Regions from separate parts of the Homo sapiens genome. Here region 2 is linked to region 1. Evidence: chromatin loops called from intact Hi-C (ENCODE). Cell type or tissue: endothelial cell of umbilical vein. All regions are shown on one strand.

The links. Hi-C counts contacts between places; a loop is a spot of excess contacts. Peaks named below come from ENCODE experiments on the same cell type or tissue, not always from the same donor. Only the 100,000 strongest peaks of a DNase experiment are listed, where the experiment ranks them.
Region 2: a loop joins it to region 1, with 6 times the contacts of the local background. A loop is called at or near these places in 1 of 110 quality-filtered maps.

Annotation. Positions count from the first base shown.
Region 1 is chr2:138,207,846-138,210,345 of GRCh38, forward strand. No RefSeq gene overlaps it. Among named protein-coding and RNA genes, the nearest start is that of LINC01832, 110 kb to the left of the region's middle. In endothelial cell of umbilical vein, no CTCF peak of the experiment used is centred here; a DNase peak (open chromatin) is centred at 1,306; H3K27ac peaks cover 513 bases.
Region 2 is chr2:137,968,061-137,970,560 of GRCh38, forward strand. HNMT (histamine N-methyltransferase) reads left to right here. Exons shown (of 6, transcript NM_006895.3): 2 at 2,105-2,157. Among named protein-coding and RNA genes, the nearest start is that of HNMT, 4.8 kb to the left of the region's middle. In endothelial cell of umbilical vein, no CTCF peak of the experiment used is centred here; a DNase peak (open chromatin) is centred at 1,471; H3K27ac peaks cover 1,203 bases.

The DNA.
Region 1 (2,500 bases):
AAGGAGTGTGGGAGGTGCATAGTGACCGCCCCGCCATCAAGAATGAATTCATCTTCTATCCATAAAATGTTTTACCTAGGCAAACTTGTTGATCTTTCATTGCCTATACTTCATTTTCTTATCTCTCATGCTCATTTCTCTATCTATTTATTCATTTTAGCTTCACTTTTCTTCATAGCAGGAATCTAGTTTTCTCCCCAATCTACTGTAGATCACTCTAGCACCCATGATGCCTCTCTATTCTGAACTCAATATATTTACTCTTTCATTTGGTACTTAATCTTGTCTTGTATTGTTACATAACTTTGCAAGTATTTAAGCCTAATCTCTTCAAAATACTGTACTTTTTAGAGAGAAGCCACTGTATCTTGTAGCTATTTGAATCACCCTAACAAGACACTTAATAACTATTAAACAGTTGATGGTAGATCATTATTTCAGCCACTAGCATAAGAAAAACCATCTTATTTTCACAATGATCCAAATTTATAAAGTCATATATCCTGTATCAATAGCATATGTTAAAATCTTTTGAAAACTCACATTTATAAGCTAATCTTATTCACATAGCCTTTCTCTGAGTTGCACAGTATAGAGAAAATTATCACTTTTAAAATGAAGAACTTGCACCCTAAAAATTAAGATTCTAGCCCTCGTAAGAAGGCCCAGGCTAGATTCAGGTCTCCAGACTACTAGTATTCCATTGCTCTTTCCAGAACAATACATCAAATTTAGGTTCTCAATATATAGTTCCTTGCACATACTTCTACCACATAAAAATGGACTGTTAACCTGGAATGTAAAATAATTCTATAACTTCATAACCTTTTCTGTGCCAGATTACTAAAATTCAGAAATTACCCTCCAAAGAAAAAAAGTGAATGCTAAATCTGCAACCCTTCTCTTAGATTGTTAGTTGGGTTATAAGAAGACTATGACATTGCTTAATGTACTTTGCTATTTGCTCAGAAGCACAGGAAAAAAAAATCATATAAGCTCCAGAGTACATAGTCTCATATTTGGCTCTGGAATATAAAGACCAGATTAGAAAATACAAATTCAATTTCATCTCTACCTCTGAAAGATTAAAACAGAAAACAAATCCAAACTCAAAAGATTTTTTTAATGCAACAGAGACTTCTTAACTGCCTGATCCACATAGATTGAATTTATTTAGCGAACACATGAATTCATCTATCAGAAATGTAGTCATTCATTTACTCAGATAGAAATCATTATTCATGCAAAATAAATGGATTCTACTTTAATTGTCTACCGGCAGTGACTATAAAGTAAGCTATGTGAGCCTTACAATTGAATCTTTACCACAGGCAGAAACAACAACATAAACCTCTAAAATACAGTTCACTGAGGTCATCGTTTAAGAGCTCATATCCTGTCCAATACTTCAGAATAAATTACATTATGCTTATGATGCAATTAATCACATCATAACTTCTGCACATCCAAAAGAAAAATCATTTCTCTTTATCTATAATCCTTACTCAATGAAAACTGCTCAATTATTCTCTGTATTGAAGGTAAATTACAGAAGAAAGTTAATTGCTTACCTACATGATATTTCATTTCTGAAGCCAAAATATTAACATATGCAACAACAATAAAAGTGAAGAACAGTAAATTGCATAAATAAAAGCGTGTTTCCATTTACGGGCTATAAAACAAACAAAATCTGACTTTAAAAGCTGTTAATATGTATAAATTAAAGTATAGAAAGGTCACAAAATTTTTTAAAACCTGATTCTTAGAAGGAAAAATGAAACAAAGAATCTTCATCATATTCATGATAGTTGGATGTCATTGATCACAACAAGGCATTTTTTAAATGTAGGGAGTTTAAAATTTGAAATTTAGCCAAAGAGCTTATGTAAAGTTGATGTTAAATTAACAGAGTCAGCAATCTCTGCTTTCAGAAGTATTTAGGTAAAGTTTTTGTTTACATTGATTATTAAGATCTATAATTCATATTTATACATATTTATATATAGACTTTTTCATTTCCTGGCAAGTGAATGGGCCAAAGTTGAGCTTGGGAAGATTAAGCTTATATATTTTTTGTGCCTTTATATTTAGTGAATGAAGTACCTCAAACGTTTTACAGTAACTCCTGTATATTATCTTGCTTTCTGTTATTAAATACTAACATTTTAAAGAATTTAAATGTAACTAAATCTCATTGTGCAAACTCTTATGCTCATGTTATATGTGTGCATGTAGCCTCAGTTTCCTAAAGAAGATGTTCATCATGGAGAAACACTCAATTTTTCCATCCAAAAGTCTAGATTTTGATTTGGTTTTCTAACATATAAAACTTTGTACTGGGAAAAATCAATCAATTATAGTTTCTCATTTATGGAATGAGAACAATAATAGCTTCCCTACTTAACTCAGAAATTGTGAGAGTCAAATAAATTGTATAACAAATGATATAAGTGTAAGAGATTATCTTTTACAAAATGTAAAATCCATTTATTATTTC
Region 2 (2,500 bases), 240 kb before region 1:
TGGGAGATCCTCAGATATAAAATCATGTTAACTTTATCACTGAGATGATTTGTTTCCCTATAGAGGAATTCTTCAATCCCCTATTTGAGGGTAGATGGTGGGGCAGGGCTTGGGGGCAGGAAAAATTATAGTAAATAACTATAAATAGTAAAGTTGGTTATTGTTGTTGCATATAAAACATTTAAATCCTTGGCTAGAAAATAGTAAGTTTTCAATAATTATTTGATGTCATTATAATATGTGAAATGGGATGAATAATAGTATCTAACTCATAGAGGAATTTCAAGGATTCAAAGAGTTAATTCACATAAATCACTTACATGTACCTAGAATCATAATAATTGCTAATATATGTGGAGTGCTTGTCATGTGCAGATACATTTCTAAGAGATTTGCATGAATTAAATCATTGAATCCTCACAACTTCTCCATGAATTAGAAACAGTTATTAATAATCCTACAAGAGAGATGATATTATTATCTTATTTCACAGAGATGTCAAATAACTTGCTCAAGGTAACATAACAGTAACCTGGGATTTCAACTTGGGTGCTCTGCTTCATAGCCTCCCTATGCTGTCATAGATGTAAGCATTTTAAAGAATGAACAAAAGGTGTAGATAGAAATGGATGTGTTAGGACTCAGGATTATGAGTTGGAGGATAATTAGAATTGAAGAAGGCAAATCATTTATAGGTGTTCTCGACCCTAGACTTTGCAAGATTCCTTTAGAACCTTACTTCAATTTTTGTTCCCATCCTGTGACTGAGCAGGCTTTTTGCACTGTAGACAAAACACAGTTTTGTTTGCCATCCCAAAGTCCAAAGAAACAAACACCATCCTTTTCCCTTCATGGTTCTCCTACAGCAGTCATCTCTTTTCCTTCTCTCTTTCACCCTGTTTCAACAGACTCTAGATCTGCTTCCTCATTTTTGAGCTCAGTTTTAATCCCATTGCCATCTGACTTCAGTCTTCAATCTTCTTTTACAACTGCCATTACTAAAGACACTCGTATTGCCAAATTCGATGGAGATTTTTCCTTTTTTAAGTAGTACACTCTGCTGCTTTTGCCATGACGACGGGCTTTCTCTGCCTCCAATTACTCTGGTACCTCTCTGTGCTTTATTTCTTTTCTTCTCTGTCTTCTTTGTATATTCTTCACAATCCAGTGATCTTTAGAAGTTGGTATTGCATCACCATCCACTACTACTATAACTCTGCAATATCTTTGGGTGATGGAATCTACTTTTCTAGCACTGACCATTACTTTATGATGATGATTCTCCAGAATACATCATTGACCCTGATTTCTCTCCTCCCAGCTTAAATCTTGCAAATCCAAATGTCTGCTGAATTCGTATTTATTTTTTTTAAAAGCCCTGACAAAACATAAGCTTGCTGCCAAACTGTATTTCTCAGCTTCCTTTTTGGCATCACCCTTTGCCCAGTCATCCAAGCCTGAAACAGGGAAGTCACTGTGCATTCATATTTTTTTCTGACCTCTTCACATCAATCTAACAGCAAGTCCTACTGGCTTATTTCCCAATCTGTCCACTCCACTCTATTTCTAGTACCTGAGTCATAATTCGGGCTTTATTATCTCACATTTCATTTTGAGAGCAAAGTGATATCTGTTTTTTTAATGCCTAGGATAGAATACACATAATGCATGTTTAATAAACACTTGTTCATTAAAAGGAAGGTTAAAAAAAGGGGGAGGAAAGAAGGCAAACATTATAGATAGTGGGAACCAGCTGAGCCTTTCCTTTATCTACGATGAGTGGCTTATTATATGACTAGACTCAAAACTCCACTTTTTCTGTTCTTGTTCTCCAAGCCATAACCAAACAAATGGCATTTTGTACCTCTGATATGTACATACTGCCATTTCCAAGTCTCCCAGTTAAAGATTGTTAATGAATAAAACCTATATTTTGAAATATACTCTAAAGATGGCAATATAACTGATATAATTGGGACATTTCATGTTGGCCTAGTTTTCATTCATTGTATTTTTAGTCTGTTCTCTTCAACTAGACTAGATAATCAGATTTCACAAAGCACCTAACACATTTTTCTAAAACTACATAATTTTTTTCTTTCAGGATTGGAGACACAAAATCAGAAATTAAGATTCTAAGCATAGGCGGAGGTGCAGGTATGAGTAATATATTTTTAAAGTTCATATTTCACTTTAACCATTATGCTGTGTGATGACAATATTGTTCATTTTTTAGGAAGACTTTTTTTTTTTGCTTTTGGAAGAGATCGGCTTATTAAAACTAGCAATATTACTTCAACTAACATTAATGCCCCCATAGATTTACAGGGTTTAGGACATTAGCCTTCATTACTATCTCTATTGTGAATAAGTGATGTGACTTGTTCTTTTGATAGATGAAAAATCAAATAGGATAACTTTAAGGATAACTCTTATCCAAAATGATTAAAATACTCACAGAAAAGGAAAATCTCATAATAAGCTTCTTAAGTTTGTGCCA